Regions from separate parts of the Homo sapiens genome. Here region 1 is linked to region 2. The links are chromatin contacts, found by Hi-C in ENCODE. All regions are on one chromosome and are shown on one strand. Each heading gives the region's core, a stretch centred on a gene start or an enhancer-like site at or near the end of the contact. The rest is flanking DNA. Distances are from core to core; before and after follow the strand shown.

The links. Hi-C counts contacts between places; a loop is a spot of excess contacts on that map. Pooled maps may share reads with other maps.
Region 1: a map of K562 shows a loop between it and region 2 (2.5-fold over the local background). The contact joins two enhancer-like sites. A Hi-C loop is called at or near these places in 1 of 168 maps with a recorded cell type or tissue (K562), 1 of 37 single-sample maps with no recorded cell type and 2 of 50 pooled maps.

What each region holds. Positions count from the first base shown.
Region 1 is chr2:168,697,975-168,704,948 of GRCh38, reverse strand. The region is part of intron 6 of CERS6 (ceramide synthase 6); the gene reads right to left. Among named protein-coding and RNA genes, the nearest start is that of CERS6-AS1, 85 kb to the left of the region's middle. Within about 2 kb of position 4,226, at least 5 of the 41 ENCODE cell types and tissues checked have a DNase peak (open chromatin) inside an H3K27ac peak, as active enhancers do.
Region 2 is chr2:168,164,055-168,170,922 of GRCh38, reverse strand. STK39 (serine/threonine kinase 39) reads left to right here. Exons shown (of 18, transcript NM_013233.3): 3 at 3,516-3,624. Among named protein-coding and RNA genes, the nearest start is that of STK39, 80 kb to the left of the region's middle. Within about 2 kb of position 3,547, at least 3 of the 41 ENCODE cell types and tissues checked have a DNase peak (open chromatin) inside an H3K27ac peak, as active enhancers do.

The DNA of each region.
Region 1 (6,974 bases), core at 2,977-5,476, 530 kb before region 2:
AAGGTCTACTCCTGGAAGACAGGAAGAGATGGGGATCAAGAACAAAGGTGCGGCCGGGTGCGGAGGCTCACGCCTGTAATCTCAGCATTTTGGGAGGCCGAGGCAGGCAGATCACAAGGTCAGGAGATCGAGACCATCCTGGCTAACACGGTGAAATGCCCGTCTCTACTAAAAATTAGCCGGGTGTGGTGGCACGCACCTGTAGTCCCAGCTACTTGGGAGGCTGAGGCAGGAGAATCGCTTGAACCCGGGAGGTGGAGGTTGCAGTGAACCAAGATCACGCCACTGCACTCGAGCCTGGGCGACAAAGCGAGACTCGTCTCAAAAAACAAACAAACAAAAAGAACAAAGGTGCAAGGGTGAGCCTTGAGTGGAAGGGGTGCCTCTTTTCAGGAGGCCAAAGGGAAGGACAGATGAACGGGTTTGTTTATATTTATGGGGATGGAAAGTGAAGGAGTTCACGACTTCAGGGAGAGAGACAGAGCTATAAACGGCCAAAGTGGGTGTTTTCCCAAGGCCCCTAGAATTGACTTGAGAGAAACTCCCCATGAGAAGCTGAATGACCAAACCTCCCAAGGGCCACCAAGACCTCCTGAGAGAGGTGGGACTCCTGAGGACCCGAATTTATGTGCCCAGAGCCCGAGACCAGCAGCACCGCGTGGCTCTCTGTAATGCTGCAGCCCTCTGCAGCACACTGGAAGAAGAGGCTCCTGGTCGTCACTCTTCTGCACCCTGAATTACAGTATGTGGCTGAGTCTATGAGAACCAGGGCTGACTAGTGGCTGGTTATCTGACCATGAGATCTAAAGATGTCTAAGAGCCTCTCCTTTGACAAGGCACTTGGATGCTTGATTGCCAGCGTAAGCCACTACTGAAGGCAGCCTTTGAATAAAATCCCATAAAAATTACCCCATGAAACACTTCTTTTCCAGACAATAGTTCTATTGTTCTTCCACCAGTCTGCACATGGTACTGGCTTGCAATGCTTTGATCACAAATGGTAGCTTATTAAAATGAGCTGCTCTTTTTCCCTGCTTATATTCTGAAGACACAGCAGTGAGAAAGAAACAGGACACAGGCCTAAGATTGGGAATATCTACCTCAGAGGAAACTGAACTTCAAGGGCAGAATATTGCAATTCCAATCATGAGAAGTTGCATAAAAGAGCAACTTTGCACCTTGGTGAAAGAGAGGTGAAGCGGCCCTCCTGACTGTGTCTATAGGTAGCAGGAGTGAGGTTACAAGGAGAGAAGTCTACATCAATCCCCATCCCTGCCAGGATGATCCGATGTCATCTGGTGTGATTTTAGCTTTTCAAGCAAAGAAAGGATATGCTGATGCAATGTGAGGCACTACCTGGGAGTCACTTTTTTTTTGTTTGTTTGTTTTTTGAGATGGAGTCTGGCTTTGTCTCCCAGGCTGGAGTGCAGTGGCGTGATCTTGGCTCACTGCAATCTCCGCCTCTCGGGTTCAAGTGATTCTCCTGCCTCAGCCTCCTGAGTAGCTGGGATTACAGGTGTGTACCACCATGCCCAGCTAATTTTTTGTACTTTTAGTAGAGATGGGGTTTCACCATGTTGGCCAGGCTGGTCTCGAACTCCTGACCTCAAGTGATCCGCCTGCCTCGTCCATCCAAAGTGCTGGGATTACAGGCATGAGCCACAAAACCTGGTATGGGAGTCACATTTTTAGGAAAGACTTAAGAATATTCCAGACCAGCCATTCTCACACATTTTGGTCTCCTCTTCAAAAATTATTGCGAACACCAAAGAGTATTTGTTTATGAGGACTATATCTATCAGTATTAACATACCCACTGTTGGAACTGAGAAATTTTTAAAAATATTTAAAACACATTTATTTATTGTAAACAAACTCCATTAAATGTTAATACATTTTTACTAAAAATTACATTTTCAAAAAAAATTGGTGAGAAGAGTGGCCTTGTTTTCCATTACTGCAAATCTCTTTAATGTCTGGCTTAATACTAGAGAGTTGGATTCTCATAACTGTGTATACATTTAATCTGTTGCCAGATGTTGTTTGGGTTGAAGTATTTGGTGAAAACCCAGTACCACGATAATACATAGCTGGAGAAGGAAGAAGTACCTTAATAGTACTTTCAGATAGTTATGGATATTCTTCTTTGGCACCATACTAAAATTTGTCAAGTCAGATATTCTTAAAAGTTGGTTGTAATATGGAATCTAAAATCATATCAATAAACTTTTTATATTCTGCTACATTAAAATCCATTGGTCTGTGAATGGATCTTTCACTCATGCATGATTTTATAACATCATGCATTAGTTATCTGGAAAATATTGGTTCGCTGAGTAGTGATTTTTTAAATAAAATATTTTTGAAAATCACATTTGTTAATATCACTACCAATCTCATCAGAAATGTAAAGGATTGACAGGCTGTCAAGCTCCTGCTGGTACACATAAGCTTTCCAAAAATCTAATTTTTGCTTGAAAGCTTGAGTTTTATCACTGACCACAAATAATGTCAGTTGCTTTCTTTGAAACAACGTGACAAGCTAATTTTGTGCATTTTCTAGACAATGTCTGTCAAATACACAAGTTGGAATAACCACAGTTTATCATTCTTTCAAGTAAAAATGGGGTTCTATGAAAAAAAGTTCAGTTCAAAAGAAAAAGAACTGCATTTTTCTTAAGACAGACACCATTGCATACCTATTTCCAATTTCATCACACACAATATTCTTTTTCAATATATACTCAAGAAGAGAGGTTTAATAAAATTAATACTGTTGGCCCCCCATTATCCATAGGTTCTGCATTCATGGATTCAACCATGAATTGAAAACTTTTTAAAAAATGGACGGTTGTATCTATATAAATATAAAAATAGATGGGTGTGTCTGAATAAGAAAAATGGATAGTTGTGAACATGTATAGAATGTATAGACTTTTTTCTTGTTATTATTCCCTAAGAAATACAGTATAACTATTAACATTGCATTTACATGGCATTAGGTATTATGTAATCTAGAGATGATTTAAAGTATATGGGAGGATGTGCATCGGTTGTACAAAAATATACAATTTTATTTTATTTTTAATTATTTTTATTTTATTTTTTAGCAACAGGGTCTTGCTATGTTGCCCAGGCAGGTCTTAAACTCCTGGGCTTAAGCAATCTGCCCGCCTCAGACTCCCAAAGGGCTGGGATTACAGGTGGGAGTACCGCAACTGGCCAAATACTATACCATTTTATATAAAAGACTTGAGCATCCATGAATTTTGGTATCCTCGGGGGCGGGGGTTGGTGGTCCTGGAACCAATTCCCCATGGATACTGAGGGACAACTATAGTTTTTACTGCTTCATCAAGAACATTCTCAGGTGAAACTGACATTTTTTTCTTTCTGCAAGAATGTGGCATGAAGAGTACAATGACTACTATTAGTAGTAGTTTGGTGCCACCACCAGCAATTTTGCCCATGATTACTTCTGCATTCTCAGTGAAAATTTCAACACTGGGAGAAAGGCAAATGACATCTTAGCACTATTATAAAAACAGTTTTGCCCTTGCACACCTCCTGAAAGGGCCTCAGAGATTGTCAGGGATTCAAAGAGCATATTTTGAGAGGTACTGATTAGACAAATTATTTCCAAATATTGTCCTAGGAAATGATAACTAGCCATATTATTATTAACATCTGTGCCAGTCAGGATAAGCTAAGATATGCAGCAATTACAAAGTCCTTAAAACCTCAGTGGTTTAAAACAAAGGCTTATTTCTTACTCATTACATGTTATCATTGGTTGGGGGCCAGGGACTCTGCTTGCCTGAGGCACTAAGAAACCCAGGCTGACGGAGCAGCCCCCATCTCCAGTGTTACCAATCACTGTGCTAGAAGTGGGAGCCCTAGAGAGTCCATGCCGGCAACTATAATACTCCAGCCCAGAAGCGGCTCAAATCAATATTGTTCACAGCCCACTAGTCATATGGCCCCACCCAATCACAAAAGAGGAGGTTGGCTGAGAAGCACAATCCTGGTGTGCCTGAGGGTGAAGAACTGGCAGTATCTGGAGTGCCTTAATGACTACAAGGAAAGGCTACATTTATTGAGCATTTATGATGTGCCAGGCACTCTTCTAAGTACATGTACTACTTATTTACTTATTTACACTTACAACACACCCATAAGGTAGGTTATGTGAACTCCATTCTTTGGATCAGGAAACCAACGTACAGAAAGGTAAAGTAACTTGCTCAAGGTCACATCGAATTAGGAGTGGTGCTGGGCAGGTAGACAAACTCCAGAGCTCATGCTTTTAACCTCTAAGCCATATTGCACCCATAATGTTTTCCCCAGTCTAGGACAAAATGACAAAAATAAGGACTTTTACTTAATGATAAATTTAAAGGATTGTCCTTTATTACAATATGTAACCTTTCTCCCTTTCTTTTATGTTAAAATGCCCTTTCCTTTATGAATCAATGGTGTTCATGGTAGGTGCTTTTTGACTTTCCTTACTGGGTCATTATGTGCCACGTACTGTCTAAGCTCTATTTGTCAAGCACCGTACACTACATAGTTTCACGTACATTATTTTACGTAATTCTGTTCCATGCTGCTTCCTCGTAAGATTAAAACATGCATTTTCCTTTCCCCTAAAACTAACTGAAGCAGGCAAGATCTGGAGCATGACACGGCCCCCAAAGGCATCTAAAGCACTTACAGTAATGGGCTCCAGTTATTCTCCGCAAAAAGTCAGCAGAGAGCTAACACAAGCTCATCAATAAGTTTCTTGCTAGACTTAATCATATCTCTCTCTGTCAGGAATCTTTTATAAGATGTAGTGTTTCTCTCGGGTTTAAGACCAAAAGGGCAACAAGTTGATTTCACCAGCTGGGCCCTGGAACTCTGCCAGGGATGCTTCCCTGAGAAGGACTCTGAACATGAGCAGAACTCATTGGCCAAAGGCCCAGGCCTTGAAGCCAAACAGCAGCTTAGTTAAAAGGGACATAGGGCTTAGACATAAGCAAGCTGTTCTGAGCTCCAACGCAAAAATATTTATTAGCTTCCTTTGGAAATTTTAGATGGCAGTAGAAATGTTCATTGTGAACAGGTGCTAAAGGATACAATTTTAACAAAAATTAAGCCTTGGGAAATAAAAGATGTTTTAAACATCTTTTATTTTTCATCTAATCTTCCCTTTGGGAAGATTAATAGTATTTCTCATCACTGACCAAATAAGTACCAACTCTGGAAATGATTACAAGTGAGGCAATGTGTTCTGTCACCATGAAGATGAAAAGTTCTCCCCTCATTTTTAAACTTCAGATTCTATATGGAAATACAGCAATTTAAAAAAAAGGTGCCAAAAAAGAAGAGTTTATGAATACAAAACCATTTTAGAAAAATTCGTGAACCCAATAAATCAAAATAAATGATTGTCAAACCTATTTAAAGTACTGATTCTAGAAGTCTGAGGCATGCATTTGGAGCCAATGTTTATAAATCCTGGTCCCTGTTTGAAAATGGCCATTGACACTCATTGTTATTTAATATGGGAGCCAAAGAAACACTGTGATAACTCTTCTATTAACAACCTCATGAACGTCTTCTGAAGTTGATTTCCATACTGTATTGCCAATGGGTGTCTTCAAACATCCCTATCCCATCATAAGGAAGCAGGCTGTTTTTAGAGGGTTCAGTTAATAGTTCCAATACAGAAGGTGGAGAGTGCATCTGGCAGACAGAATGTGCCATAAATCCTCACTAATGGCTAGAACAGCAGGTCCTCCAAATGGAGGCGGAATAAGGATGGAACTGCCAAGGACCCATGGGGCCATTCAGCAAGACGCAAAGGGGAAAAGCAAGCACTGCAGCTCCCTAATGAGAGATGGCAGCAGAGGAAAAGGCCTTCCTAATGAAAACCTGTGCCAAGGAGTAAGCATGCCTGGTAGCGGCCAAATTCCCATTTTTGTGCAAGAAACAAGAATAAACCAGCTGCATCAGGAATGTACAAATCTAATCTGACCAGCAGAAGACAAGAGGAGCTACCTATCTAAAACATGCTATTCATATTGACTAGCAAAAAATATACAATCGATTTCTAAACACTGACAATATATACAGGCCTAGGATCAATTCCACAAACTTTACTATAAAATTATCCCTTTTACAGGTGTTTTCCACTGATGTTATATATGTTAAAGTAATACAAAATGATACACTTCAATCCCCCAAAATAATTCACCTACGAAAATTATTGAGATAACAGTCATTTGGCTTAAAGCAATTGATATGGTTTGGATCTGTGTCCCCTCCCAAATCTCATGTTGCAATGTAATCCCCAAATATGAAGGGGCCTGGTGGGAGGTGATTGGATCCTGGGTGCGGTTTCTCATCGTTTAACACCATCCCCCATTGGTGCTGTCATCGGGATTGTGAGTTCTCTTGAGATCTAGTTGTTCAAAAGTGTGTGGCACCTTTCCCTCTCTTTTGCTTCTGCTCCACCATGTAAGACATGCCTTGCTTCTCCTTCACCTTCTGCTATGATTATAAGTTTCCTGTGGCCTCCCCAGAAGCCAAGCAGATCCCAGTATCATGCTTCCTGCACAGCCTATGGAACCGTGAGCCAATTAAACCTCAAACCTCTTTTCTTTATAAATTACCCAGTCTCAGGTGTTTCTTTTTTTTTTTTTTTTTTTTCTTTTTTTTTTTTTTTTTTCCTGTGAGACAAGGTCTGGCTCTATCACCCCGGCTGGAGTGCGGCGGTGCCATCTTGGCTCACTTGGTGCACAACACCATATCTGGCTAAATTTTGTATATTTTATACAGACAGGGTTTCGTCATGTTGCTCAGGCTGGTCTTGAACTTGTGAGCTCAAGTGATCCACCCACCCACCTCGGCCTCCTAATGTGCTGGGATTACAGCCATGAGTCACCATGCCTGGCCACAGGTACTTCTTTACAGCAGTGCGAAAACAAACT
Region 2 (6,868 bases), core at 2,298-4,797:
TTTGCTTGCGTTTCTTTTTTAAATCTCAATGAAGTTTTTACCCTTTTCTGTCCTTGTGAAATTCACACCACTTTAGTACAACAGTCTCCCTTATTTCCAGCTTTGCTTCTTACCCCTCTCCTCCAGTTAGACTCTCCTCCAGTTAGACTCAGCCAGGCAGTACTGTCGGCCAGACCCACTACTGGGCACTTTTGACACTGTCGGCTTCCTTGCAGTCGTCTGTGTCCCTCCTCTCACATCCCCCAACCTTCCTCTCTGCCTTCTTTCAAAGCTCAGTCTACCACTTTGCCACTCAAAGTCTGGTTTCTGGACCCACAGCATCAGCATCACATGGAAGCCTGCTAGAAATGCAGATTCTCAGGCCGCACTGCAGCCCTTCCGAATGGGAGTCTGCATCTTAGCAAATTGCTGAGGTGATCTGCATGCCCATCCAAATTAGGGAAGCACCGCTTTAACTCACGCTTCTGCCTTGGGTTGTGACCTAATTAAGAGAATAGGATGTTAGAACCCATTCATTCTGTCGAAAGAATCAGCTAAAACATTTTTATATTTTCAAATTGTTCATCTTTAGGCAATAGTTTTGTCATTTTTAGGGATAGGGACAAACAAATATGCTTGGTAATGAATGTCTTTTCCTAACCATATGAATGCGGTTAGGGCATTAGGAGAAGCTTAGATAATTTAACCAATAGATTGTTACCAAGGGAGCTTTCAAATAACACCCATCATTGTTTTGAAAAGAATGGAGGGGATAGTTTTGTGGAAAGATTTCTAGTTTTCAGGTTTTTAACTTTCTTCTATGTGGAAATATTACTTATCCTGGGGATCAGTGATAGCATAGGTCATATCTCAAGACAGAGCTACAGATGTTTCTCCCTAAGGCGAGTTTCATCATGTCCTTAAGCATTAATGCTTGTGGAAAAGCTGCTGTGCAGGACAATGGATGGTGCAGGAGTTGGGGACATGGACCCCCCTAGCCAAGAAGTGAAGAGGGATGGCTCAGCTGCATGGAAGAAGAATGTGAGGTTGAGTGATCAAACTGATGGAAAGCCACTCTTGGGCCCCCTGCCCCTTCTTTTACCTGTCCTTATACTGCTCCTGTGGTTGTGTTGGTGTGGCAGTATCTGTGACCCCTCATCCCCCACTCATTTAAATTCTGGAACCTTTTAATGTCCAGATGGTGTCTCTAAGACTCAGAGTTTTGAAGGAATAGAATTTGCTAAGTTATATCTATAGGTTCTACAGGTTTTCTAAAGGAGTTACACACACACACACACACACACACACACACGCTCACTGCAAAGTCAGAGAACCTGATACTTTGGGTGGGAAGTGATACTGGCCATCTAAATGCAAAGGGCTAAAAAGTGTGTTTTTCTAGACTGACTCAACCTTGCCTTCAATGTAAAAGAATTTCCTTTTGTATGACCATTAGTTGTTTTGTGCATTTTGATAAATTATTTAAAAGTTTGGAGTTACAGCACTAGAAAAGCATTCACTTACATTTAGAGTGCAGCTGCATTTAAGAGACATTGTTCTCGTTTCTTTGAACACTAGGCATCTGTTTAAACTGGACCCTACCTAATGCTACAGACCTTCAGTGTGGGCCATCCCCGCACTGAGCAGATGCTATTGACTTGAAATAGGAGTGGCCAGGGCAGTGTTCCATTTCTCCTTCAGAAGTGTCTTATGGCATCAGAACCTAATACCGGAAACAGATGGAAACTGAACCTCAGGTTTCAGATCTTATTCAAAGGATAAGAGTTGCTGAATTGAAAAGTGTCAGATTTAGAAAACCTGTAATCAGTCAAATGGATGAGGGGAATGATGAAGGAAAATCATTGTTATATACTGAGAAGAAAAAAGAAAAATTAGTAGTTTCTAAGGAGTTTATCTTTGGTTAAAAGCACTTCATTTTTATTATTTTTTAATTTTTTTTTGAGACAGAATCTTGCTTTGTCACTCAGGCTGGAGTCCAGTGGCACGATCTCAGCTCACTGCAACCTCCACTTCCCGGGTTTGAGTGATTCTCGTTCCTCAGCTTCCTCAGTCATTGGGACTACAGGCGCACACCACCACACTCAGCTAATTTTTTTGTAGAGACAATGTTTCTCATGTTGGCTGGGCTGGTCTTGAACTCCTGACCTCGGGTGATCCGCCTGCTGCGGCCTCCCAAAGTGTTGGGATTACATGTATGAGCCACTGCCCCCAGCCAAAAGCACTTTAAATAAACATATATGTTAAGGAACGTATGAGTGTTACATATTACAGAATTTTGGCCAAGTTGTCGGATATATAGGATCTTTTTAGTAGTATGAGGATTAGGCAGTACTGGACAAGCAAAGATAACGTCCAAATTGAGATGTTCTGCTTGGGTAACTTTGAGTTAATGTGAAGCTCATTATTATTGAATATATTCATAGGATGCATAAATGTACCCTTCTTTCATCAATACATAATGGCAAAAATGAGGTTTCTTTGATCATTTAGGTTATTCTTGTCCTTTTTATGGCACCTTGAAAGTGAGTTACACTGGTCTGGTACCTTTGATTGAGAGTTACATTAGACTGAAGCTTTTATGGGAGTCATCCGACAATAACTTAAAACGAGAAACTGAAATCAATATGAAACTGAATATTCCAGAAAAATGTGATTTATTGAAAGTTTCCTTTTGTTTTATTTCTCAGCTTTGTTGTTTTATGTCTTTATATAAAACAACAAAGAATAAAATATATTTTATTCTCTACAGCAGTGTTTCCAAGATGTGACCCACAAAGCATTCTTTTCCTGCTCTGTTAATATGGATTAAACTATGGCAGTTTATCTACTGCAGGACTTCTCAGAGCCTTTGACAGTACTAATATTCCCTGTGATTCTTTTAGAATGAGATATATTATCTGATCTTTCCCAAGCTTATTTTACTTCGCCTGCCGCTCTCTTCCCTGCCACCTCCTTTTTTTAGTTAATGGAATATCTACTGTGGCAGATAGCTGGGAAATAATACTGTAGCATTTTCAAATGTATTTTCTCATTTACCATCACAGCAGTCCTGAGAAACAGGGACAGTTTTGTTGTCGTTTTTTGGATGAGGGAGGAGCTAAGATCCACCAGAGTTCAGGCTGGCACCAGGATGCAGGTGTCCTAGTAACTCACCCAGTCTTTTATCTCCCTGTCAAGCCTTCGGTTCAGGTATGAGGCTCTTAGTCCTATGTGGCAGGGCTCTCTGCTGGCAGAGTTGGGGGGTCATCTGGGTGATAACAGTGATCTGAAGTTCCTGTGTCTGGTAGCTGGTCCACAGGGCTCTGTGGTCTCCTGTAGAGAACTTTCTAATCTGAGTTGATAATGTGGGTGAGAGAATTGGTCCTTATATACCTTCTTTGAAGTAATGGCTTAGGCAGCCCCTCAGGTAGGCTTTCGAGTAGGAAAGTTACCCAGGTACTCAACTGTGATTCACTTGTGTTTTGCTTGCCAATTTTCACCCCATGGTACTATGTCATGTTTTGCTCTTTTTATAGAAAGAAATTCAAGCCATGAGTCAGTGCAGCCATCCCAACGTAGTGACCTATTACACCTCTTTTGTGGTCAAAGATGAACTTTGGCTGGTCATGAAATTACTAAGTGGAGGTAAGTGGATTTTGTTGTTGTTATTTATTTGCTTGTTTTCTCTCCTTTTGTTGGAACCAGCATATTGGAGAAGACTTTAGATTGAATCCTTTCTCTCCTGTGTTTGAAAGTTTGTTTGGTTTCTCATTGCCTAGAGGATAACGTCCAGATTGCTTCACATTGACCTTCAAAGCTTTTCATAATTTTGCTTAACTTCCGAGAATGTGTATGTCCTCTTCTCCAGGTATGAAATGCCCGACCTTCTAGGCTGAGAGGCAGCCCCCGGAATGTATTATGTGCTCTCATGCCTTTGCCCCTGACCTGTCCTCTTTCTCAGCCTTGCATCTCTCCTTTGTTTTCCATGTGCTCAGGCCTAAAAGGTCACATCCTCTCCACAGTCACCGCTTACTCTTCAAAAAAGTTAGCCAGTCCTTTCTCCTTGAGTCCTTTCTTTTTAACATTGTTCAGGTCCTTAACACATTGCAGTTTGCTGAATTATCTCAGTGCCATTTATCAGAATGTTCTGTGATGATGGAAATGTTCTGAGGTGCTGCTATCTACTTTTTACTAATCCCATGTGACTCTTAAGCACTTGACATGTGGCTAGTGTGACTGAGGGACTGAGTATTCAATTTTAATTAACTTACATTTAAATCACCTTGTATGGCTCCAGTATTGGACAGTGCATATTTAGGTTGTGGACTTTGTGAAGATTGTCTAATGCACTTTGAATTCATTGAACTTGGCGCCCAGTAGGTGCTCACTAAATGTGGTTTCAGTTGACATGGGGAGAAATGTGTGCTACATATTCACTTGCAGTGTTGATCAGAAATGGCACTATTGTCATCCTATTGTTGCATTTGGGAAGGGAAAGTCACTTCCTCTCTCTAGCTTCAGATCCCTGCAGTGATGCAAGCCATTGACAATTTAATTTACAAGGTGCTTTCACATCCTGTATTTTATTTCTTTTAATCTTCTAACATCACTATCAGAGAGGGAATGATAATGATAACCGTTGCCTTTTTTGAACACTTACTCTGTGGCTAGATCCTGTCCAAGGCAATTTACTGACCTTATCCCATTTAATCTTCACAGTGTCCCTGAATGGCCTGTGTCACCATCCCTGTTTTTCAGAAATTACACCAAATTTCAAGGGAGTTTAGCAACTTGCCCAAGGTCACACACATAGTAAATGTTGGTGCTGGAATTTGTGACTTTAACATCTGTTGACTTAAAAATTTGTATGCTGTGCTGCAAGTATTTACACCTTCGTTTTGCAGACATGGGCACTGAAGCTTAGAAAGCCCAAGTGATTTCCTTGGGAACACCCAGCATACCCACATCTCTGGTGTGTTCTCTTTCGAGGGCTTGATTCTCTGGGTATCTTTCTGAGACATGAAGTATGGTTTAGGATCAGAGGAGAACATTTTGCTGTGCCTGGACAACCCAAAACTAGCATAGCAGAATTTATATGATAGAGCCTATTTTAATCTGCAGATGTCGAGGGAGGTGTTTTAATGTTTTCCTTTTTTAAAAAGGAAACTCTCTTGGATCAAGCAGAAGCCCAAAAATGAGATGACGAAGGCATTGTAATTGGCTTGGGTCTGCTTGTGTAGGTCTCGGTGGGGAGCCCTGGGGAGCTTAGTTCTGTTCTGTTTTCAGTCTTCCTCAGTCTTATTAGTCATTGTTTCCTTGAGTGCCTACTTCAGTTTTTAATTAAAAAGAAAAAAAGAAAAAGGAAAAGAAAAAGGAAGCCTGCCAGAGCTGGACTGCAGTATTGAGTGCTGGGACTGCCCCTTTATTCAGCAGAGGAACTTGCGCTTTGCCAACAAGATGATCTTAAGGCATTCTCTTTTTGTGGGGTTCCACCAACTCTGAGGAAATGAGAAATTCTGATGACTTGAGACCCTGAATAGTCCCAAATGCTCTGCTCAAGCTGAAGATTTTACCTTTTGCTTTATGAAGCTGAGAATCTTCTGTTTTCTGAGGAGGATCTGACAGAAAATTTCTTTGTCTTTTTGAGTCCAATTTAGCCTCTCTGGGCTTTAGGTAAGAACAGATTTTAAACAGGTTTCCACAGGTAAGGACGTGGGCAGACGTGGACTCTTGTTCATTTTTCTTTTAGCAGGACAGAAATGCATGCATGCCTGGTATGGTATATCCTTATACAATAAAAAGAAAATGTTTTTGGAATTATCATTTTTTAAATGACACAAAAATCTAAGAGTCAACAAATAAACAGAGGTTTTTTTTTCCTCTGGGGAAAAATATGCATTTGTTTTCTTCTATTTCATTACATTGAATCTCTTAATGAGGGGCAGGCAGCTGTATCTGATGGGGAAGCTCAATCCTCTTAGTTAATTATAAAGAGCCTAGAGCCAAATTCAGGTCCTGAGGTAAGCCGTTTGTTAACTCTTCAGAAATGTCAAACCCCCAGGTAATTTTGGCTTTTAAACTGACCCAGGGGTTTGGAATACTAATTAATATGTGTTGAAACATGAATTCACAGTGCCAAGGATACTAATCTGTATATGGTAACAAAGTACTAGGTATCTGTTTGTTTATTGTAAGTGTTAGTGCCTCAAATATATCAGGTAAATGAAATAAAGATCAGCCAGGCTCAGTGGCTTATGCCTATAAGCCCAGCACTTTGGGAGGCCAAAGGTGGGCAGATCACTTAAGCCCAGAAGTTCAAGACCGGCATGGGCAACGTGGTAAGACCCCATCTCTACAAAAAATACAAAAATTAGCCAGGCGTGGTGGCACGTACTTGTAGTCCCAGCTACTTGGGAGGCTGAGGTGGGAGGATCGCTTGAGCCTGGGAAGTTGAGGCTGCAGTGAGCTGTGATTGCTCCACTGCACTCCAGCTTATATGACAGAGGCAGACTCTGTCTCAAATAAAAAAAGAAAAAGAAGGAAAGAAAATAAAGATCAGGTAGTGTCACAGGAAGGAATCTTCCGGTTATAAGCAGAGGTCTAGAAACAACATACTTCTTTCCCCCTCCCACCTGTGATTTAGGTCCTCAAAGAGTGTGTTTTTTTTCTCTCAGCAGTTCACTTCTGCCTTTTCTCCTGGCCTCATACTCCTTTCTTTGTCAGTTCAGACTTTTTGCACCCTCTTTGGAGGGTTGCTCTTAGGAATTTTTGTGAGAAATACTGTAACCAGAAAAGGAACCAGCCATGGAACGGCCATGAACAGCCTTCTGGTCCCTGACCCAGAATCCTTCTCGTTAAATTCACACTGAAAGTGCTCTTGCAAACTTGG